Linked DNA regions of Homo sapiens: region 1 is linked to region 2. A link is a loop called in an ENCODE intact Hi-C map of the cell type or tissue named here. Cell type or tissue: A673. All regions are shown on one strand. Each heading gives the region's core, and the rest is flanking DNA. Links, peaks and the distances in the headings are about the cores only. Region 1 holds the start of LOC105372135 (a long non-coding RNA gene). Region 2 has its middle 87 kb from the start of DYNAP.

Region 1 (12,714 bases), core at 6,444-8,943, 1.9 Mb before region 2:
TGAGATCAAGATGGTTGATGATGTTGCTTAGGTGGTTTACATCCTTACTTCAATATTTGTTATTCTATTAAATCCCCCCACCTCCTTTTTTCTTTTTCTTTTTTCTTTTTTTTTTTTTTGAGATGAAGTCTTGCTCTGTCACCCAGGCTGGAGTGCAATGGCGTGATCTTGGCTCACTGCAATCTCCGCCTCCTGGATTGAAGCAATTCTCTTGCCTCAGCCTCCTGAGTAGCTGGGATTACAGGTGCACACCACCACGCCTGGCTACTTTTTGTATTTTTAATAGAGATGGGGTTTCACCATTTTGGCCAGGCTGGTCTCGAACTCCTGACCTCGTGATCTGCCTGCCTCAGCCTCCCAAAGTGCTGAGATTACAGGCATGGGCCACTATGCCTGGCCCCACCTCCTTTTTTCTGAGACAGAGTCTCATTCTGTCACCCATGCTGGAGTGCAGTGATGTGATCCCGGCTCACTGTAGCCTCAACCCCTCAGGCTCAAGTGATCCTCCTGCCTCAGCCCCAGCAAATAGCTGGGAGTACAGGTGCATACCACCACACCTGGCTAATTTTTAATTTTTTTGTAGAGATGGAGTCTTGCCGTGTTGCCCAGGCTAGTCTTGAACTCCTGAGCTCAAACTATCAGCTGCCCTGGACTCCCAAAGTGCTGGGATTACAGGTGTGAGCCACTGGCCCAGCCTATTCTGTTAAATTTTGAGAGAGCAGTGTAATAACTCCAACTATGATTGTACATTTGACTTAAGCACATATACCTTATGTGTTTCTGATGGATTGATTCTTTAATCATAAATGTCTCTCTATATCTCTGGTAATACTCTTTGTCTTGAAGTTTATTTTGTCTGAAGTTAGGAGTATAGTCCTTCTATCTTTATTCTGATTGTTTTCATGGCATTGCTTTTCCCATTTTTTTACTTTCCATATATCTGTGTCTTTGTATTTAAAATATGTCTCTTGTGGAAAGCAATTAGATGGGTCTTTCTTTGTTAATCCAGTGTGAAAAATCTCTGCTTTTTAAATTGGAATTATTCTATTTACATTTAGAGTACTTATTGATATGATTTATTTAGGGCAACCATTTTGCTATTTGTTTTCTAGTTGTCTCATATGTGTTTAGTTTTTCTGTTCTTTTTCACCTGTGTCCTTATGTGTTAATCAGAATTTATCCTAATTCCCTTTAAATTTCTTTTTTATGATTGCTCTAGGGACTGCATCATGTATCTTTAATGTATCACTTAGATTTAACATATTATGCTACTTTGCATAAAATATAGGAAACTCGTAACTTTATGGTTCTACTTAGCCTTCATCAATTGTGCTAATAGTGTCACATATAATTTAAATGTTATAAAATCCACAATATAGAATTATAATTTTTACTTAAAGTCTTTTAACAGTGTGAAAAATTATTTGCCCATTTTCCGTTCCATTTTCTCTCTTCTTTCCTTCTTAATTCCAATTAAATGCTTACCAGTCCTTTTTACTGTATCTTACCATTTCTTCTGTGTGTTCTATCCTTTTACTTTTTTGCATTGCAGTCTACATATTTTCTAATGTAGATTTTCTACATCTTTCAGTTCTCTTATCCTGTCTTCTGGTGTTCTAATCTTCTGTTAAATTTATCTATCAAGTTCTTAATTTCAGCATTTATACTTTTCATTGCTAGAATTTTTATTGGATTCTTTTCAATAGATTCCAATTCTCTGATGATATTCTCCATCTTTTTATATAATTAAAAAAATTTCCCATGTCCATTTCCACATAGCAATTGTACTTATTTTAAAGTCCTTTTCTGCTAACTCTAATATCTGAATCACTTTTGGGGTTGTTTCTACTTTCTATTTTTTTTTCTCTTGGATTTTGGTCATTTGGTTCTATCTCTTGGTATGCCTAATATATTTTATTAATATTTAATATCTGTTGCATTTCAGACATTGCAGATGAACAATTGTAAAGGGTCTGGGTAATATTATCTTCCTACAGAATGGATTTACACTGTCTGCTAAGTGGACGTAGTGGGGCAGGTTACCTTATCCGATGAGTAACTAAGCCGAGTCCAGGCAGCCTGATGTATCAGGTTGGTGAAAAAGGAATTTTGGTTTAAAAGTAATGGCAAAAACTGAAATTACTTTTGCGCCAACCTAATAGGTACTGAGGCCCCTTCCCTGTAAGACTGAACTTCAACTGTTTCTCCTTGACACTGTGAGACTGAGGAATACTCTATTTTTCAGAGTTTTCTTAATTTCTTACTTCTAATCTAACACAGTTTCATAATTTGGCAAATGTCTTGAGGGAAAAATCAGCCATGTGTCAACATTTGTTCTCTACTTCTCTCTTCTCGCTGAGATTTTGGATCCTCAAGTCTCTGACTTTTGTCTGTCTAGATCTGGTAGATGGCCAAAGGGTCTCTGGTTTCTCTGCTTCCCAGAAGTGGCCTTTTGCCTGTATCCTTTGTCCAGACTTTCAGCTGTATCCAGTGAGAGAAAAATGTATCTGCAGAAGGTTGACTTACCTTTCAATAATTCCTCCCTCTGTGAAATCAGCCTCTTAAGTTTTGGTTGCCTCAAGAAGGCTCCAATGTAGATGCAATCACATTTTATCTAGTTTTCTAGTTATTTTCTTGGGCACATTGGTTTGCCAGAAATTACTTTATCATAGCTGGATAAAGCAGTCTAAATATAGCTATTTTAAAGTTTATGTCTGAATATTCAATTATTTGGAGTCCTTTTGAGTCTGTTTCTATGGACTGTTGTTTCTTTTCATTTTTATTCATGTTTTTGATCTTTTTATTTATCTTTTAAATAACAATTTAGATATAATTGACACATTATACAAAATTAGTATATAATTTGATATGTTTTACCCTATGTATACGTCTCTGGAACCATGACAACAGTGAGGAACATGAACACATCCTCACACCCAGTATTTCCTGTGCCCTTCATAACCCCTATTATCTTCCTTCTCAGACACGTACTGATCAGCTTTCTGTCACTATGGATTAGTTTGCATTTTTTAGAATTTTTTCCAAAGGATATTTTCCAAATATTTTTTAGAATTTTATATAAATAAAATTATACAGTATGAATTCCTTTTTTCTGACTTCTTTTATTCAATCTAATTATTTTTAGATCCATCCATCCATGTTGTTGCATGCATTAATAGTTTATTCTTTTTTTCTACTTGTAGTGGAGACTTATCTCATTCATTTAAATATATGCTTTAAGGCATATTTACCTGTAGGGGAACTGGTTTAACTACCATACACAAGGCCTGTTTACTATGGTGTAGAAGACCAAATGTTTTCTAATCTTTTCTTTGTCCCATTAGCTATTCAGAAACACATCTATTAATTTCCAAACAGATGGATATTTTCTAGATATGTTTGTCTTTAATTCCTAGATTAATTGCATTGAGGTCAGAAAACATTTCCCTGATTTAACTGTTGGAATCTGTTGGAATTTGATTCATGGCCCTATATAATACATTTCCATAAATGTTTGTAAGTGTGGTTTTTGAAAATATACTTGAAAAGAATGTGTATTCTTCAATCACTGGATACAGCTTATATAATGTGTCCACTCTGGTAATCTCTGTCTTTTAATTGACATATTTAGACCATTGATATTTAAAGTGATTATTAATATAGTTGGATTAATGCTTACCATATTTGTTACTGTTTTCTGTTTGTTGCCTTACTCTTTGTTCCCCTTTTTGTTTTCCACACTTTTGCTTCCTTTTGTGGTTTTAATTGAGCATTTTGTGTAATTCCGTTTTCTCTTCTTTCTTAGCATATCATTTTTTTATTTTTTAACAATGTTTGCCCGAGAGTTTTCAATATGGATTTCCAACTAATTCAAGTCTATTTTCAAAAAACACTATACCGCTTCTTACATAGCATATAATCCTAATTTCTTCTTCCTATGCCTTGTATCATTTTTGCCATTTATTTCACTTACACATAAGTATAAATAAGCGTGCATCTGTATAAACATACGTAAAATAACATATATTATTGGCATTATTTTTAACAAACTTTGTTAGATCAACTAAGAATATGAAAAATGAAAGTTTTTATGTTACCTTCACTTATTTCTTCTCCAATGCTCTTTATTTAGACCTATATCAATTTCTTTTTCTCTGGAGAACTTATTTTTAACAACACTTCTTGCAAGGCAGGTCTACTGGCAACAAATTCCCTCAGTTTTTGTCTGTCTGAGAAAGTCTGTGAGCTTCCTGGATCTATGGTTTGGTGTCTGGCATTAATATGGGGGAACTCTCAGTTATTATTGCTTCAGATACTGCTTCTGTTTGTTTTCCTCTTTCTTCCCTTTGTGGAATTCCCATTACACATATGTTACACTTTACAGTGGTCTCAGAGTTCTTGAATATTCTGTTCTGTTTTTTTGTTCTTCTTCTTGTTGTTGTCACTGTTGTTTTCAGTCTTTTTTCTCTTTGCTTTTCAGTTTTGGAAGATTCTAACATTATATACTCAAGGTCAGATATGTTTTTCTTAGCCATCGCCAGTCTACTAACGAGCCCATCAAAGGCATTCTTCATTTCTGTGCTTTTTATCTCTAGCATTTCTTTAGATTCTTAGAATTTTTATCTCTCTACTTACATTATCCACCTGTTCTTGCATGTTGTCTACTTTTTCAATTAAAACCCTTTGCATATAAATCACAGTTGTACAAAATTCGTGCTCTGATAATGCCAACCTTCCTTCCAAATCTGGCTCTGGTTCTGATGTTCTTTTAGTCACGTCAGGTTATGTTGTTTATCTTTTAGTATGTTTTGTAATTTTTTATTGTATGGTGGACACGAGGTACTAGGTAAAAGATACTGTGGTAAATAGGCTTTTAGTAATATCATGGAAGGTGCAGGGGAGGGGGATGTTCTATAGTCCTATGAGTAGGTCTCAGTCTCAGTGAGCCTGTGCCTCTGCCCTGTGAACTTCACAAATTCTTCTTAGTACCCCCTTGCCCTCCTTGGGTGGGACAGGGTGGCTAAAGGGGGCTGGAGTTGGGTATTCCCCCTCCCCCAGGTCAGATAAGCTCCAGTAAAACCCCAGCTAGTTAAGCTCTGGTAAAATAATTTCTACCGAGAGCAGTCTTTGTTACGAACAGCATACTTAGGCAAATTTCAAAATGGTTGCTTTTCCCCTCCTCCTGCGGGAAGCACAAGGGGATTTTTCTCTATCTTCATCGTGAGACCCCTGGAAGTAAAATAAAAATGTGGGGTCCCATCCTATTACTGGGTCCCCTTGTGTTCTTATCTCTCAGGCTTATCCACATGGAGCCTCCATCACTTCATCAGTCACAGTTTAGATTTTCTTACCCTGGTGCTGGTTTCTGTGCAGGCTTCTGCTCTGGTACATTGTGATTCCCTGTATCTGCCTCTCTCTCCAATTTTTGGGGCGGTGGCCTCCCCTGTGACCTCACTGATAGATCTCTGTGAGGAGCTGATGGATCTAAGAAGAGTTGTTGATTTTTCAGTATATTTAGTTTTTCACTTGTTGTTTGGATGGAATGGTGACTTTTTTTTTTTTTTTTTTTTTTTTCTGAGATGTCACCCAGGCCGGAGTGCAATGGTGTGATCTCGGCTCACTGCAACCTCTGCCTCCTTGATCCAAACGATTCTCCTGCCTCAGCCTCCCTAGTAGCTGGGATTACAGGTGTGTGCCACCATGACCAGCTAATTTTTGTATTTTTAGTACAGATGGGTTTCACCACGTTGGTCAGTCTGGTCTTGAACTCCTGACCTCAGGTGATCTGCCCGCCTCGGCCTCCCAAAGTGCTGGGATTACAGGTTTGAGCCACCATGCCTGGCCAGAATGGTGACTTTTAAGCACCTTATAGTCTAAACCAGAAAACAGAAGTCACCTTATTAATTTTTAAAATCATATATCCAAAGACCTATATCACCTCACACCAAGGTGAGGACAAATTTTGGGCCAAATTATTTATGGTATTTCAAAATTGAAATACCTTTTTTTTTTTTTTTTGAGACAGAGTCTCACTCTCACCCAGGCTGGAGTGCAGTGGTGCAATCTTGGCTACCCAGAACCTCCTCCTCCTGGGTTCAAGCAATTCTCCTGCTTCAGCCTCCCGATAGCTGGGATGACAGGTGCACACCACCATAGCTGGCTAATTTTTTTGTAATTTTAGTAAAGACAGGATTTTGCCATGTTGGCCAGGCTGGTCTCAAACTCCTGACTTCAAGTGATCTACCTGTCTCAGCCTCCCAAAGTTCTGGGATTACAGGCATGAGCCACTGCGCCCGGCTGAAATATATTTCTTACTAGGTAATACAGCTAGTTTTCAAAGAGTATAAGTATACAGAGAAAAATGATTTCCTCATCTCCATATCTCTACCCTCACTTCTAGTCTCCAGATCTTTCTCACAGGGAAACACCACTCTCTGTTTCTTATATATTATTTTGGAGTTGTTTTTACCTACATGTTTATAATGTCTTTTGGTATATGTTCTGTTTCTTCTCTGTAGCAGAAGATCTATGGAGATATATATCTATATTTTTTTCTTCATTTGTTTTGGGTTTTGTTGAATTTAAATATGCATTAATTATCCATTTGTTTTAAATATATATCTTAAATTCAACAAAATAATTTACATATCTTTATATATTTATTTAACATATATTTAAATTCGACAAAAAACCAAATCAATAAAGCCTCCCTGATTCTGAGATAGTGATTAGATGTATCTTTTCATGACTACTTTCCTGTTTACCAGAACCAAGAAGTGAGCAGACTCGGTTGGAATCCTGCCTTTACTGTGAGAGTGAGGATATATTTTCGTCTTCCAGGGGCACGGTAGGTAGGGAGCCGCAGTGCTGATACGGAGCGTGGCTGGCGTCAGAGCCTCGGTCTGCCAGTGTGTCGGCGCTGGCACGACCTGTCCCACATGCCTGGGAAGCTCTTGCTGAGCAGGGATTAGGATGCCAGCATCTGATGCACAGGGTTGCTTCCTGCTCCCCCTTGGAGTCCTGACGAGAAATGACCTTGTTCAACCCTGCTGAGCTTCCTAGATTTACTGGGCTTATAGCAACACATGGGAAGGAGATTATGTTTATTTTTAAAACATAAAAAATGCAACCTTCCCAAGGCCTTCGTGGTGTCTGTGTGCAACAACACAAATACACACACACATGCAATGTATGTATAATCACTTCTAATTAACTTCAGCTCTTCCTGCAAAACTAAGTGTGAAGTCTTAAAGACTTGTCAGCTTCTCTGCCTGTGAAATTTATCTACTTCTAATTGTGAATAACAATACATTCAAGGTTAGCTATAAATGACTCAGATTTCACAGGAATTGAGTCTTAAAACTACATTTGAAGATGAATACAGTTATGCAAAACATTTTTGTGGTGTGTTTCCAGCTAAAAATGTTGTTATTTATGCTTATCCAGAATGTTTTTCTCCCCCTAAACCAATGTGGTTCTTTCTGACATCCGTGAAAAAATAGATGTGATTGATTTCAAAGTCAGCCCAAATTTAAAAGGTATAAAGCCACAGATATGCCTAAAATAAAAATGAGTATACTATTATAATGGATTGACAGATGAATTCAGTTTACGATTTCACAAAACATAATATTCAAACAGTGAATATCAAATAGGATTAAAAATTGTTTTCCCACCTTCTGCCACGTTTAGAGTACTGGAAACTTTTCCAGATTTCGCCACTAGATGTCATGAAGAGTCCAGTTAAATACAGTAGGCAGGCTTGTGTACAGTCTAATACAGAAACTTTTAAAGTTTTTCCCGATTTTGTAGTTAATTTGGGTAGGAAGCTATTTCCTTTTGAGTTTTATGTCAAAAATATCTGTTATGGATTAATTTTAAGTGAGATGTTAAAAACTCTTAATGCGGTCAGATATTAAACGCTGGGACTCTAACCTATTAAGCAGGCATTGGGATTATCTCCAGGGAGAATGTCATGTGCTGGATGCAGAATCAGAATTGTGCTAAGATCTGCTTTGGAGACATTAGCTTGTAGATCCCTACCTTCCTTTCCTTTTGAAACAGTAATGGGCTTGTCAGATGTGTGGTCATCGAGGTTTCATAGGATTGTTCATAAAACTAGACTAGTGAGAGGAACAAAAAAGGGGAGGACCTCAATGCTTAGGTGACAATGTTTGAATTTAGACTTTGAGATCCATTAACCAAAGTAATTCTGGGAGACTAGAAATGATCAATTGATGTTTAGAGAGATAAAGTTTGATTCAATAAAAAGAACTTCCTAAAAATACAATAGTCCATCATGTAACACAGTGCCTTATGAAGCAATGAAGTCCTTGTTACTGCAAAGGTTCAAGCACCTACATAGTGGCCATCAATGGGGAAGATATCCTAGAAGAGACTATTTGGGGAAGAAAGTTGGACTAAGTGACACTGAGGATTCTTAGATCCATGATTCTACACATGGTGATGACAGTCATTCAACAGCCAAGAAGGCAGCAAGAGTTGAAAATGTGTGCTTACAGAAATACAAATGAAATATTTGAGTTTACTTAAACCAGGGAAAATAGGGTTCTTAAAGAAGCCTCACAGGGGAATTGCCACAATTGTGCTGTTTTGTGAGGCTCTGCCTGGGAAGCACTGGTGAGAAGGAACTGTTCGGCTTTGGTGCTTCCAACCTCTGGTTCCAAAATGCTCCCCATCCCAGGGACACAGCTCTTCCCTCCCAAGGACACATGGTCTATTTGGCCCTCCTCTGCTCATCAAAAGTTGATCTCAACTCATCCTTGTAAAGTAAATCTGAGAGTAACTTAGTGGCAGTCTTTCCAGTGTGTTGCATTTTATTAGGGAACAAAGCCTTAAGGCTAAACTAAAGGACTGAAACTCAGTCTGGGAATGGAAGGTCTCAGCTGGCTCGCAGGGGAGGAAACAGGCCCTTGTTTGACCTCTGGACAGTTGCTTTTTCTGCCAAGACGATAAGCCCCAGAGTATGGCTGGCTCTTGAAGGACATCACGTGAGCTACCAAGATTGATAAAAACAAAACAAAATACTTCCACATACTTCTTGCTCTAAACAAAAGAACCACAGCTGAAATATGACCTAAGGCTACCCAAGACTTTGAGGTGCAATCCTAATATGTATCAGGGAACATGGCTTGATAAAATCGATCTAAATACATGCAATAAAAGCCAGATTATATAACATCTTTCTAAACTCAGAGTTTGGTAAAATATCACATGATTAGCCTAGAAAGTGGGTTTACTATTTCCTTCTCATTCCAAGAGTGAAAGGATTTACTCATGCTCACACTCTCTAGGTATGCAAGAGAGTTGCTCACCTGTTTACTTGGACTCTTGACCAGATGTTAAATGAAATATCTTCATCTCCATTCCCACGGTATCATAGATGCTTAGAGCTGGGGTGATCCCTGATGGATCCCATGGATCTACAGGCCAATGTCTTAATTCCACAGATGAGAAACTGAGGCCTGGAGTAGCTTTCTAGACTGGCAGTTTGCTGTCCCACCACCACACTGTCACCTTCCCAAAGGTGTGTTCTTGAAACACAGAGAGAGGTTTATACCGACCCAGGCACACATCTCCACCTGGCCCTGCAGGGAATCATGAACAGAGATGCGTGGGTGGGAGTGGAAATGTGATCTATTGCCATCATCTACATCGATGGTTCTTATGATTTTACTACCAAGGGCTGAATGTAGTAACTGCTCCCCTCACAGTGGGCCTTATGTCTTCAAAGATTAGGTCTACAAAACAAACCCCATTTGTTAAGTATTTGTTACTGCAATGACTTGCAGACAGGTATTGCTATCAACCTCAACCTTCTGATCAGTACAGAAAGCCGAGGTTTCAGCCTCAAGTTGATGCTAGCCCAGCTCACTGCAAAGAAGTTTGGTGTTTTAGCCTGAGCAATCTTCTGAAAAACTTGCTTTAGGAGTACTGAAATGTAGTACAGCTAAGGCCCTCCAAAGGTCTGGAAGCTCAGGTTCGCTTCCAGATCACCTACCCAAAGGTTATTCACGAGAATCCCTGGCCTTGACTTCATTAGCGCCCCTCCCTGAGTTAACCATGGTTCATCATGGAATCAGTGTGAGGTGAGGTTACAATCCGCCACCATCTAGCATCTACATGATTGCAATGGCCTTGTTACTATCTCCCTGGTTTTACCCTGCCCCGTCCTCCCTGAATCTATGCCCAACAGAGCAGCTATTAAAGTCATTCAACACTCCTCTGCTCCAAACTTGCAATGGCTCTGCCGTCTACTCACAGTGGAAGCAAAGTCATTCCAGTGATTCCAAGGTCCCACCTTCTCTGGCTTTTGCCCCCACCCCTTTACTCCTCTGATGTGGTCTATTCTTTTCTTCAACCCACTCTGCACACTGAGCGGGCTAAGTCAACGCCAACTTGCTGCTTCTCAGTGAGTCCACGCATGTCCGGAATTGGTGGGTTCTTGGTCTCACTTCAAAAACGAAGCCGCGGACCCTCGCGGTGAGTGTTATAGCTCTTAAGGTGGCGCCTCTGGAGTTTGTTCCTTCTGATGTTCGCATGTGTTCTGAGTTTCTTCCTTCTGGTGGGTTCGTGGTCTCGCTGGCTCAGGAGTAAAGCTGCGGACCTTCGCGGTGAGTGTTACAGCTCTTAAGGCGGCGCGTCTGGAGTTGTTAGTTCCTCCCGGTGGGTTCGTGGTCTTGCTGGCTTCAGGGGTGAAGCTGCAGACCTTCGCAGTGAGCGTCACAGCTCAGAAAGGTAGTGTTGACCCAAAGAGTGAGCAGCAGCAGGATTTATTGCAAAGAGCGAAAGAACAAAGCTTCCACACCGTGGGCTGGGATCCGAGCAGCTTGCCACTGCTGGCTCGGGCAGCCTGCTTTTATTCTGTTATTTGGCCCCACCCACATCCTGCTGATTGGTAGAGCCCAGTGGTCTGTTTTGACAGGGGGCTGATTGGTGCCTTTACAATCCCTGAGCTAGACACAAAGGTTCTCCACGTCCCCACCAGATTAGCTAGATACAGAGTGTGGACACAAAGCTTCTCCAAGGCCCCACCAGAGTAGCTAGATACAGAGTGTAGATTGGTGCATTCACAAACCCTGAGCTAGACACAGGGTGCTGATTGGTGTGTTTACAAATTTACAAATCTTGAGCTAGATACAGAGTGCCGATTGGTGTATTTACAGTCCCTGAGCTAGACATAAAGGTTCTCCACGTCCCCACCAGACTCAGGAGCCCAGCTGGCTTCACCCAGTGGATCCCACACCAGGGCTAAAGATGGAGCTGCCTGCCAGTCCCACGCCGTGCGCCCGCACTCCTCAGCCCTTGGGTGGTCGATGGGACTGGGCGCCGTGGAGCAGGGGGCGGCGCTCGTGGAGGAGGCTGGGGCCGCACAGGAGCTCATGGAGGGGGTGGGAGGCTCAGGCATGGCGGGCTACAGGTCCCGAGCCCCGCCACGCGGGAAGGCAGCTAAGGCCCGGCGAGAAATCGAGCTCAGCGCCGGTGGGCTGGCACTGCTGGGGGACCCAGTACACCCTCCGCAGCCGCTGGCCCCGGTGCTAAGCCCCTTATTGCCCGGGGCCGGCAGGGCTGGCCGGCTGCTCGGAGTGCGGGGCCCGCCAAGCCCACGCCTACCCGGAACTCCAGCTGGCCCGCAAGCGCCGCGTGCAGCCCCGGTTCCCGCTCGCGCCTCTCCCTCCACACCTCCCTGCAAGCTGAGGGAGCCGGCTCCGGCCTTGGCCAGCCCAGAAAGGGGCGCCCACAGTGCAGCGGTGGGCTGAAGGGCTCTTCAAGTGCCGCCAAAGTGGGAGCCCAGGCAGAGGAGGCGCCGAGAGCGAGCGAGGGCTGTGAGGACTGCCAGCAAGCACGCTGTCACCTCTTACAGGTACGGTCCTAACTCTGGGCCTTTTCCTTGCTGCTGTCCCTCCCTAGAGCTCTCTTCTCCAGGTATCCGGGCTGGACTCAAAGCCCAGCTCACTCACCTCCCTCATTCTTTACTCAAATGTCACCTTCTCACCACCAGCTTCCTGGCCATCTCATCTACAATTGCAACACCCTAGTCCCCACCACAAGCTCACCAGGGCCAATTCCCCCACTTTATTTTATTTTATTTTTTTTTTTGAGGCAGAGTTTCACTCTTCTAGCCCAGGCTAGTGTGCAGTGGCGCCATCTCAGCTCAGTGCAACCTCCGCCTCCCAGGTTGAAGCAATTCTCCTGCCTCAGCCTCCTGAGTAGTTGGGACTAGAGGCGCCTACCACCACGCTCCACTAATTTTTTGTATTTTTAGTAGAGATGGGGTTTCACCATGTTGCCAGGCTGGTCTTAAACTCCTGACCTCAGTGAGCCACCCACCTCGACCTCCCTAAGTGCTGGGATTACAAGCGTGAGCCACTGCTCCCGGCTGAATTCCCTCACTTTCTATCCTTTTTCTCTGCTTTATTTTTCTCCCTATCAATATCTAAGAACCCAAATATTTTGCTAAATAAACAAAACATTATTGTCTTTCTTCCCAAGTAGAACGTAAATTTTATGAGGATAGAAATTGTCTCTTTTGTTTATGGTTATGTTTAGTGCCTAAAAGAGTGCTTGGTACCTAGTCAGGAGATATTTATTGAGAAACAAGTGTATGAATGCCCACTATGCTCCATACAGCATCAGGCTATGATCTTAAAGGTTTCCGGGCAAAGTAACAAAATACTGCAGTAAATTCTAGGT
Region 2 (12,714 bases), core at 3,594-6,093:
AACCCTGAATCTTGAGTTTTGACAAACTATTATAGTATACAAGGCCTTAGATTTTTACGCTTGATTTCTATCTGATTTCTTCTTTAGGAAGCCTTTTTTTTTTTTTTTTTGATGTCTCCCAGGATTTTTTTTTTTAATTATTAAATGTTGGCATGAGTCTCATGGACAACCAGTTAAGACTTCTCAATCTTACATTTTTTCACTACGCAATGTTCATTTTTGACCTGATTATTTAATTGTAGATTGCATTATAAGCACTAAAACAATTACATTTAAGAATCACACATAACTTACTGACTTTTCCTCTAGATTTTACACCATATTCTGGAATTTTTCCACACTTAAGGTCAAAAGCTCAATGATAAAATTGCACTCATTAGTAACTCTTCTTCCTTCAAACATAAAACTAGCTACAAGTTGTGTGTGGTCATTTGAGAAACTGCACTAAACAATTAAATATGTTAAAAGCTAAAATTATTTGTATTCCCCCCCAATGAATTACCATTAAAACCTAATTAAATGTAATACTTTAATTTATTTAAATATGTAGGTTCCTTTCTAAACACGTGAAAATAAACCCCCTATTATTTAACAAAAATCTGAAAAAATGTAAGAAAGAAAAATTTAAATATCCAACATTGTGATTTGGACTATTCTATGCTAGCACTAAATCAAACAACAAAAAATAGATCACTTCTAACCTACCAAACTGCCAGTTTTTAAAAGGGTAATAACTAGCATTCATAAAACATGATGAAATGGTTGTTTTGTACTTCTTGAAGCTTGATAAACCAGTATAACCTTTCTGGGAGTAACTGTTGTGTATCAAAAGTCTGAAATCATAGTTTCATTTTACTTCCCAACTTTTTGGCCCAGCAAATTGACTTCCAGATGTCCATCCTAAGAAAATAACTGAAATTCTGGCAAATAATTAAGCTTAAGAATGATCGTTATACGGTTGTGATAATGAAGTCTGTAATGACAAATTACATCATCCTAGCAAGCTTCCGTCCCTTCACGTTCCCCTTCCACCACCCCACAGGGGTGCACATGATCTAAGCCTGGCTTTTTGGAGTTTCTCTCACACATTATTTGAGTTTTGAAAACATGCACAACACACAGGGATGAATGATGAGTGAAGCCAATCTTCTGACAGCAATGTGCCAGAGAGAAATTCTAGAGAGCTCTTTCTACTGTGATTCCTACCACTGCCCTGGTTCCTGTCTTTCCCAAGACTTAAGCACATAGTTCTTAGTTTTTACAATTTTTCTAGTGATCCAGTCTTCTTATTTATTTTGGTGTTAATTTAATAGAATCAATTTCTTTGTCTAAAAAAGATCTTAATTGATACAGAAATTAGGACCATAATGTGCATTATAAGCACACTCCCTTAGAGAATTCTGGAATGTTTGGGATGAGTTACAGAATCACAATGGGGTCAAAGACAGAGAAACTTTGGCTATATCCTAGGAAAGAAAAATAGCATCCTTAGGTGAGCAGTGGAGAAACTGTCAACCATGTTACCTACCATCCATCTCTTGAGACCATGTACCACACCAAGAGGGAGTTCTGGGAAGGTCAACCAATTTCAAAGTCACTATGACTATCAAGACCAGAGGGTGGAAACAAAACAAAACAAGACATTCTAATCTCAAAATTATTACTTTAAGATAGCACACAATAAAACTCGAGATCATCGTGTGCCCAGGTGCCAGAATTTCTCTCATCTTAGCTAAGAACATCGAAAAACAGATTTAGATTTCACTTTAGAGATTGGTCTCTAATTCAAAGGCTCTGAGTTATAGCTTCACTTGAAAGGAAAACTTTGCCAGATCTCCCATGTGAGGATTAGAGAATGATGCAGAAAGGTTGAGATCTCAGTTAGGGGTTTCTAAAAACTGGGACATGCCAGTAATACTCTGTCTCTGTTACTGTAGATTTATAGTAAGTTTGAAATGGAGAAGTATGACTCTTTGACTACAAATAACAAAAGTTATTATAAAACACAAGTTAAAATTAAATAAACCCTGGAAGAGATACATAAAGAGTTATGCTACTATAGGGAGATTAATCATCAACCCTGAAAGAGAACTTAGACATGGGGGAGAGCATGAAAGTTGAATGTGAAATGATGAATAAAAATGTTAATATATGGAGAAGGAGAGGGGAGAGGATAGATATATATATGATTTTAATAAAACTTAGACAATAGAATTTATATTTCAAATTGATCAGTGGAACACAACAGAGGACCAAGAATTAGACCTAGTCAACTATGCTCAGGTTATTGTTCACAAAGGTACAAAATCAATTCAAAGATGCTAAAGCGATTTAATATCCATAGGCAAAAAACGGACCTTGACCTAACTCTCATATTTTATACAAAATTAAATCAAAATGAATCATAGAATTAAATATAAAATGAAAAATTATAAAATCTTTAGAAAAATATAGAATCTTTGGGATATAAGGTTAGGCAGAGTTTTTAGACATGATGCCAAAAAGTATGATCTATAAAAGGGAAAATGGATACATTTTCTTCAAAAAAAATTTTTTTTTTTTTTTAAGATGGAGTTTCACTCTTGTCGCCCAGGTTGGAGTGCAATGATGCTATTTTGGCTCACTACAACCTCCCCCTCCCAGGTTCAAGCAATTCTCCTGCCTCAGCCTCCCGAGTAGCTGGGATTACAGGTGCCCACCACCATGCCCAGCTAATTTTTGTATTTTTTTTAGTAGAGATGGGGTTTCACCATGGGGCCAGGCTGGTCCCAGACTCCTGACCTCAGGTTGATCTGCCTGCCTCAGCCTCCCGAAGTGCTGGGATTACAGACGTGAGCCACGCACCTGACCCAAAATTTTTAAAATTTGCTCTATAAAAGCTCATATGAAGAGTATGACAAGATAAGTTTTAGCTGTAAGAAAATAATTGCAAACCACATACCCAACAAAGGCCTAGTATCTAGAATATACGAGAAACTCTCAAAACTCATAGTAAAACTCCCAAACAATAATTGCAATTAGAAAATGGACAAAAGACACAGACATTTCATTGAAGAGGTAAATAAGTGTATGGCAAATAATTATATGAAAAGATGTTCAACAGCATTAACTATTGGGGAAATGTAATTAAAACTACAACAGGGAATTAGTACACACCTATCAGAATAGCTAAAGTGAAAAACAGTGACAACATCAAATGCTGGCATGGATGCAGAGAAACGGGATCACTCAGATATTGTAGGCAGGAACTTAAAATGATACAACACTCTTGAAAACAGTTTAGAAAATTGTTAAAAAAAACTACATATGCCCTGTGACCCAGCAATTACAATCCTGAGCATTAACCCCAAAGTAACGAAAACTTGAGTTTATACATAAACTTGTCTATGAATCTTTGTAGCAACTTTCTTTGTGAAAGCAAAACCTGTCCACATGTCCTTCTAAAGGTAAGTTGTTAAACATGCTGTGGTATATACATATGCCAGAATGCTACTTAGCAATGAAAAGAACAAACCACGGATATACATAACAACTTGAGTGAATCTCCAGGGAATTATGTTGACCCAAAAATGCCAATCTCCAAAGATTACATGCTGTATAATTCCATTCATATAACATCTGAGAAATGAAGACATTGTAGAAATGGAGGATCAATGAATGATTGCCAAGGTTTGATGGGAGTGAGGTGAGCTATGAGGCAGGTGGAGGGAGGTGGATGTGATTAAAACTGAACAGTTACAAAAGCACAGGAGGGTCCTGTTTAGTATCTCTCCTGTACGTGATGGATACACAAAACTGCACATTTGATAAATTTACATGGAACTAAACACATACACATGTGCATACATACTAAGTATACACAGATGAGTACAAGTAAGATTGGAAAAATCTGAAAAAATTGGGGGGTTGTATTAGTATCGCTATTTTGCTTATGTTGGTATAGTTTTGCAAAATTATAGTATTGGGAGAAACTGGGTAAAGTGTGCAAGGAATCTTTCTTTATTATTTCTTACAACTGCATGTGAATCTATAATCATCTCAATAAAAATATCAATTTAAAATTGATTTAAAAATTTACACCTATAGAATAGACATATTAGGGGTTTATTATTCCCTTGACTAAATGAAGAAAAAGATTTTAACCACACAAGATAATTGTCACAGATATTTTTAACTAAATTTACATATGTATTGTTTCTATGATAAATTCACAAGGAGGAAAAAGTCTATATTACGCAGAAATATACCCGTTGTTTAAAGTGAGTCATGTATTTCTAAAATTTTCTTATATTATTAGAGAGCAGGCAAGCTCTGACAGAAAGGGATGACGGCTTCGGTCATCCCTGCCTTGTGATAGGCAAATCCTTCTCTCTAATGATTTTGCTTCAAATATATTCTTTACAAAATGAATTCAGGGTGATTGCTTTAGTGTTAGCAAAATCCGGAAAATCTTAATCCTGACATGCTAAAGAGGGTTGGGGAGAGTCTTTAGTAGCATGTGATTTTCCCAAGGACAGTTACCCAGCATCTCAATGCTCCAAGCTCCATCTCAGGGGCCCACCACTGGGGTGAGCAGGAAAATGTTTAAAAGGTAAAACAGGTAGAAGCATGAGTTCTCAGTGGTCCCCAGAATTCCGAGTCGTCTGTACTGTTGGACATTCTTTACTGCTGTCCTGTTCCCTTCCATAGAACCACTTCCTCTGCTATTCAGGGGTTGGAACTGTTTCATAGGAAATGAAGTATTTTTTCTTAGCATAAACTTCTTTCACCTGGATACACACTTCTGAATTTACTAATGTGAACATTTTACAAATTTTTTTGAAAGTTTCATATTTGCTTATCTTTGTAAGTAAAACACACTTTTTAAAAAGATAGACGTGCAGATGTTAGGTTTATTTTCAGAAAGTATAAAAAACTTATTGTTGAAGAGTTTTGATATATTTCTAGGGCACTTGGTCTCTCCCCCTACTTGCCCCAAATAAAAGGTACAAATGTTCATATCATTGCATTTCCAAACCCACAGACATCTGTGGCTAATCGTGCAAGAACATGATCAACTGAAGCACCACAGAGACATCTACTGGTTGGTTTCTTTTCTTGTGGTCTGGATTTTTAGAGATTATTTTCTGTGTCATAAGGAATCCTAGCTCAACAGCACTATTCAGCATTGCATATAAGTGCTATGTAATTCAATGCTGCAGACAACTATATTGTCCAAAACCTGGGACGATTAATTGGAAGTCTGGAGGGACTGATGTACTCACAGTCCAATCTTCCCATCACAGGCATTCTACTGTTTTTTATAGCATTTCTGACAGTCAATGGCAAAGAGCCAACTCTGTTAAATCCAGCAAGTGAGGCGGAGGGTAGGCACCAACAGGGAGATTCACAAATACAGCCCACTTAGAAAAATATGTAGATGCCATTCCAATCTTTTCATGGATTATTTTCTATCACTTGGGAAGCAGGCAATAATTATGAAAAGGGTTAGAAATACTTGTTTGAGACATTTTCTTAGAATCACATCTGAAGCTGAGAACTTAAGGCTTACTTTTCAGAGGAAAGATCAGGTAGTAAGTCTCCAAGGCTATTGGGCTCTGCTCTAGAAGAAGCTGACCCCTTGGACAGAAAGGGATGGTGGCTTTGGTCATCCCTGCCTTGTGATAGGTTAATATTTTGCAAGCCTATTTTTACTTTTCTAGAACTGTGCATCTGTTGTTCTGTATTTTTATATTTCATGGACATCTTTGGAGGCCTAGTGGTTTTAGGTTTCACTCCATAAAATACTTTAACCCCAAATACAATTGTGGAGAACAATAGCCCTAGCTGAGCTGTGCAATACTTGAATTTTGAATCAATTATAGAATGAATTTGGAACATATGAGGTGATTCATGGATTTGCTTGTCTGTTTTTTTGAGACAGTCTCGCTCTGTTGTCCAGGCTGGAGTGCAGTGGCACTATCTCGGCTTACTGCAAGCTCCACCTCCCGGGTTCACGCCATTCTCCTGCCTCAGCCTCCTGAGTAGCTGGGACTACAGGCGCCCGTCACCACGCCTGGCTAATTTTTTTGTATTTTTAGTAGAGACGGGGTTTCACCATGTTAGCCAGGATGGTCTTGATCTCCTGACCTCGTGATCCGCCCGCCTCGGCCTCGCAAACTGCTGGGGTTACAGGCATGAGCCACCACACCTGGCCAATTCCTGGATCTTAAGTCATCACAGGCCTAGCTATTTGACGCAAGAGTCATGATTTATTCCTATGGCCTTTCCCACACAAAGAGAAAGCATACGTTTATGCTGGAACCAAAGAGAAGAAACATTATCTGTCTAGCAGATTTCATACAAAATACATCTCCATTACCATGTAACTGAAGAGTAACAGTACATTGATATTGATTTGCAGAAGAGAAATGAAGAGGCACACAAAAGAAAAGGCACATTTCCTTTGGTTTACTTAGATTAATTTTAGAATTGATCATATTTCCCTAAGTATTAGCCATGAAAAAGGATTCCTATTGTTTTTGATGATTATAAAAGCACATGCACATTGTAAAAATTCAGACCCCTCATTATCCTGCCATTTTCCAGGGAAGACCACTGCAAAGGGTTGCTATATGTTTTTCATTATTTACATGTATATATAAACACACATATACACAGATAAACATAAATGTAAAAACCTACCATAGTACTCATTTGTCACCTGGTTGCTGCTTGCTGCTTTTTTTTCTAAGCTAAGTATGTTTAGGAAATATTTGCTTGCAATACAGATAATATTTACTTCATCCCTTCTAAATGCAGTCTATATTTACCCAGATTTGGATCTCCCCTCATTTTCCTTTTGAGAGGACAGGGTTCTTTGACACAAAGCGTTAAGCAGAGGTTATGATCTTTCTACGGAGGGTCTTTCTCCATTTCTCGCAGCTCTGCTATGAGCCTCTATCTCTTTTATCATCTATCATCTCCTATACAGTTTTCCTCTAAATCCAGAAAGTAGATGGACAGTCTTCTCTTCTCACAATGCCACAATTAATTCTTCCTCTTGCCTCTGGAGTCATTCAACAAGTAGGACATAGAGTGCCTCACATATCTCAAGACCTCTGCTACACATTTAACAGACGTGAGTCAGCAAAACAGACATGAGCCCTGTCCTCATAAAACTTATAGTTAATGTTGTATATATTTCTATTTCTTTTTTTTTTTTTTTAACCGAGTTTCGCTCTGTCACCCAGGCTGGAGTGCAGTGGCGCAATCTTGGCTCACTGTGACCTCCGCCTCCCAGGTTCAAGCAATTCTCCTGTCTCAGCCCACCGAGTAGCTGGGGTTACAGGTACGTGCCACCATGCCTGGCTAATTTTTGTATTTTTAGTATAGTCGAGGTTTCACCATGTCGGCCAGGCTGGTCTCGAACTCCTGACCTCATGATCTGCCTGCCTCTGCCTCCCAGAGTGCTGGGATTACAGACATGAGCCACCACACCAGGCCTATATTTTTTGATTAAAAGAATGTATGAGGCCAGGTACGGTGGCTCATGCCTGTAATCCCAGCACTTTGGGATACCAAGGTGGGTGGATCACTTGAGGTCAGGAGTTTGAGACCAGCATGGCCAACATAGTGAAACTCTGTCTCTACTAAAAATACAAAAAATTAGTTGGGCATGTGGTGCATGCCAGTAGTCCCAGTTACTTGGGAGGGTGAGGCAGGAGAATCACTTGAACCTGGGAGGTGCAGGTTGCAGGTTTCAGTCAGCCAAGATGGACCACTGCACTCCAGCCTGGGAGACAGAGCAAGACTTTGTCTCAAAAAAAAAAAAAAAAAGCTTTCTGTACATTGCTTAGAGGGTGAGGCTGTTGACTGTGGATTTTACCATTAGATGATCAGAAAGAAAACCCCTAGTGTCTGTAACTATGGATCTTTTCTTTTGGGCAACTCAGAAAATTAAACTCTCCTATCCTGGTGTAAGGTATAAGGTATGGATGCAGCTTCCCCCCTCCCCAGATTGCTGTTAAATAGAGATGCTGTTTATTAAGTATAGTTCACATTTTGCTTATTGGTATAAGATCCCATCTTTATTACTGAACTCTTATATTGAGGGGAGGGAATCTCTTTCTAGATTGTATATGCTTTCGCATGGGTCTCTGTCTGCCAGTACCACACTGTTTTAATTATTAGTTCTTGATAGTATGTTTTATTACCTGGTTTATTACTCTTGATTGCTCTACTTTTTCAGAATGTATAAAAAACATTTGGACATTTGACACTTAGAGGAAATAAGGCCCTTTCCCAGAGTAACTCAGATAATAAGTGGCAGAACTGTCATTGGAACCTCTCTCATAATCACCACCTTTCATTGACTGAAATGCCTTTGTTAAAATATCTACTTATCTCCTTTGGAAAAAAATTCAGAGGAAGAGATATTTCTTCCTCTTTCAAATGCCTCAAAACTCAAATTTCCTTTGGGAACCCCTGAGGACCTAGGTCATGTGTCCACTGAGGCTCATGGCCAACTCTCTAGGAATAGCTGGAAGGTGGAGAAACATAGCGGGAAAGAGAGCTCATGTCTCCACATCCAATGAGCAAAGCTAGTAGCAGAGTCTGCTGATACTTTACTTTTTAGTGTATATTTCAGGAAGTGTTCTTACAGGCATGTTCCTTTTCTAGTGGGGTCACAAATACCAAATAGTTATGTCTTCTTAAAAAGTCATTAATTTTCAGAAAATTTGTCTAAACCTAGTAATAAAAATATATCACTTTTATTTCAATTTCTATATATTTAACTATGAGGTCAAGTATCTTACCCTCTGTTTTTATTCATTACATAGACTTCTTCTGTGACAAGCACATCAATGTCCTTTGTTACTCTTTCTTAGTGTGTGCCTATAAAAATCTTATTAATTTGTAAGTACTCATTATATGTAAGCAATATTTAAAATTTTTTTCTATGTGTTGAAAATATTTTTTTCCCGGTTTGTTGTTGACTTTGGTTTATTGTGTCTTTTCCATGTGAAAATGGAAAGACTTTCATGGATTAACATTTACTAATATTTATCTTTATAAGTCTTAGTTTTGGTATGAGAGATACAGTATGCGTGTATAAATAGGAATTCAATTTTGTCTCTAATTTTTAATGAAGTAGCATAACATAATATGCTAGGTGTATTTTTTTAAATTTAGATCTCTCTCAAAATACTTGTTATACACCATATCAGTTAAAGTACTTAGAAACTGCTCATCATATTTCACTTTAGTTCTTTCCTTGAATGTATACCTAGGTGAATTCTGGCAGAGATAAATTTGGGGCAGAGCCTAGGATCTAAAGAATGTGAAAAAAGTTCCCTATGTCCGAAGGGAAAATCAGCAAAAGGTAAAAGCAAACAAAAAAATGAAGTGTAGGAATAGAGGATTTAAAATGTTATCCTCTTTTGCTTTCTCAGATGGCCTTGTTTGTGTGAAGCACAAAAGCAGCCCCTGTGTGTGACTAATGAATCTTCCAAGGCATTCTGGGGACTGTGTTGTCAGCCCTTTTAATGGCCTATTAAGCACAGGATTGAATAGATTAAGCATGCAGCCGTCCAAATTAGACCTTGAGTAATCTGACTGACCATGTTAGGCCTTGTGTGACACAGCATCCCTTAGGCTGATGTTAAGGACTCAGACAAGGTGAGAAAAGTCTGTGCTCTAGAAACACAGTCCTTCCCAGGACAAAATAAGCCAACAAATATGGAAGGCAAAGTTTAGTTGGATGGAGAGTGTCATAGAACAAGTACTTCACTCAAAGCTCAATTCTGCTTGTTAATAACAATGTGACCTTGGACAAGTTATTTTTCTTTTCTTTTTTTTCTTTTTTTTTTTGAGACAGAGTTTCACTCTTTCACCCAGGCTGGATTGCAATGGCACAATCTTGGTTCACTGCAACCTCTGCCTCCCGGGTTCAAGTGATTCATAAATTACCCAGACTCAGGTAGTTCCTTTCAGCAATGAGAGAATGGACTAATACAGGCTCCTTCATGAGCTTCTCTTCCTGTCTCCTTTTCATGTTTCATAATCTCGAGGCCTCGCCATTCTCTTATCCATTCAAAATTACTTTTGAGTGCTTACTTTGTGTAAGACACTATGCCATGGGCTACTAGACTAGTACACTGTTGAATAAAACATGTGTTTTGCTCTTAAAAAAAAAGCTTATAGGTTAATTAGAGAGAAGATAATAAAAGTTAATATTTATTGGGCAATTATTCTGTGCTAGATGCTTAATTCTCATTAATTCCCACAGCTACTCTGAGGGCTACATTCTCTCTTTATCCCCATTTTACAGGTGAGACAAAGTCAGGCAACATGTCCAAAGTCACATAACCTGCAAGTGTCTGAGCAAAGATTCAAACCCAAATATCTATGAATTCAGAGCCCAAGTTTTTTAATCAGACTTAAACACTATGCTATATTAAAAAGTAATTATACTGTGGTATAATATAACTAGAATGTGGTGAATGACATATGAAGTACGAACAGATTTGCATGGACATTTAGAGGAAGGAGTGGCCACTTTTGGCTGCAAGAATCAGAGAAGACATGGTGTAGGAGAGATTGGAGATGTATCTTTAAAAGCCATATTAGTCTATGCTCTGCCAAGATTATTATTATTTTCAGCAGAAATGCTTTCAAGTGAGACTGGGAGCCCATCCAATGACAAACCAACATGAGTAAAACACAGCCTTAGAAGTAAAGAGCCCACTGCTGTGAAATCAATGCTCTTGACTTAGACCTCCAAATGCCAAGCCTAGGAAGTGGAAATTTTCCACAAAGAAGCAAACACTATTTCACCCTTGGCTAACCACGGGCCAATCTGTAAGCGCTTCCAACATTTTAGTTGGGAGGATGAAACTCTGTGTATGCTGGTGTGATAGCCCAGCAACTGTGTGAACAAAGACAAGGATTGCTCTTGGTGCCACCCAAAATAATCTCTTTGAAGCCAGGATTCCCTACAGGTCAGTGGTCCCCAACCTTTTTGGCACCAGGGACCAGTTTCATAGAAGACAAATTTTCCACTGATGGGAGGGTGGTAGGATGGTTTCGGGATGATTCAAGCCCATTACATTTATCATTAGATTCTCATAAGGAGGGTGCAACCTATATCACTCACATGCACAGTTCACAATAGGGTTCACACTCCTATGAGACTCTAATGCCACTACTGATCTGACAGGAGGCAGAGCTGAGCTTTGGTTGCTTAACCGTGGCTCACCTCCTGCTGTGCGGCCCAGTTCCTACCAGGCCATGAACTGTCAGGGGTTGAGGAGTCCTGCTATAGAGCATAGAATTATATTATCTATTTCAGGGAAAGGAGAAAAAGATTTCTGCAGCCTGTGATAGGCTAATATTTTTGTGAACTATGTATCAGAAGATATTTTTTATTAATACCGCTAGAAACAAAACACAGTGCTGCTATTTTTTTTTTTTTGATGAATAAATTTCAAAGTCTAGACAACTGCTAATGGGTATGAAAGGGAACTCATTCCAATCCCACTCCTGTGCCTCCCTGAGCTGTGGTTTTTAGTATCAGCCAAGGTCCACGTCAGGGAGTCATTGCCTTTGAATATCACTGGTTACATTTTGTAGATGTTTTCAGGAGAATCGCTAAAGACTGACTCTTAATGGGGTAGAAGGTGAAAAATAGGTAAAACTCTTCTCTAATTGCCTGTGCTTCCATTCCTGAGACCCTTAATCATGCTGATTGGAAGCAGGCATTTGTGGCTGACAGTCTCTCTCTTGGCCTGACCCCTGACACACACATGCCTTGCTCAGCCCGCGTCATCTTCTTTTGTTTGTTCAACCTGTTTTGTTGCCTTGCACGCCCATGCTACTATGACCCTTAGCCTCAGGAGCACAGATTTCTTGCTCTGCTTCTTCAGTCCTCTCAGTCTAAACAGGTGGGAAAGTCCTGAATAGAGGGCCTTGCTGCTCATCTATCAGATGTTGAAATCAAAGTTGACCTCGGTGCAAATAATATTTTCAACTTAAATGTTTAACTTCTCTATTTTGACATATAGTACCCATCTGATGGGTATCATTTTGCAAATACAGACTCAGATAAGAAAGAAATGTCTTATTATTTAATTTGCATAAAATGAAATAAAATCTTATCATAAGTCCTTTTACCACTTGGCTCTTGGGAAATTGAATCATATCACTGCTGGCTTCCCTGTCTTTCACCCTCTGTTTCTGCTGTCAGAGTCTGAAGGAAATTAGTGAGAAAGCTATCATTTATGATTTAAATAATCTAATTGAGCATGAGAATACGTACTGCAATATGCAAAAAATATTGCAAGACTATCTTCTTAGCTATGTTGAGAACAGGGCACGTTAATCATATTCACATGATGAATACTACCATGTGAATTGGTAGTTAACATAATTCATGATTAGGAACGGGTTAATATAATTCATGAAAAGAAAGAGAACAGTTCTTGGTACATGATTGTCATCATCATCATCATGCAACTACTGTTTGAACACATCTAGTGAAAGAGAGATCCATATCTCACAAGACAAGTCATCTCAACATTGCGTAGCTCTCATTATTACCAAGTTCTTGTCAATTAAGAGAAAGGCTTCAGATTTTAATATGTGTGAACTCTAGTTTTTTGCATCCCACTATATTTTCAACTGTGCTCACGCGCTAGCACCATTGCCAAAGATGTTTTTTATCTATTTATCACT

The links. Hi-C counts contacts between places; a loop is a spot of excess contacts. Peaks named below come from ENCODE experiments on the same cell type or tissue, not always from the same donor. Only the 100,000 strongest peaks of a DNase experiment are listed, where the experiment ranks them.
Region 1: a loop joins it to region 2, with 8 times the contacts of the local background. A loop is called at or near these places in 5 of 110 quality-filtered maps.

The regions. Positions count from the first base shown.
Region 1 is chr18:56,571,271-56,583,984 of GRCh38, reverse strand. LOC105372135 (a long non-coding RNA gene) reads right to left here and starts at 10,488. Exons shown (of 2, transcript XR_935514.4): 1 at 10,283-10,488; 2 at 8,820-9,608. In A673, for the core only: a CTCF peak has its summit at 7,709 (motif pointing right); a DNase peak (open chromatin) is centred at 7,734.
Region 2 is chr18:54,672,122-54,684,835 of GRCh38, reverse strand. No RefSeq gene overlaps it. Among named protein-coding and RNA genes, the nearest start is that of DYNAP, 87 kb to the right of the region's middle. In A673, for the core only: a CTCF peak has its summit at 5,077 (motif pointing left); a DNase peak (open chromatin) is centred at 5,075.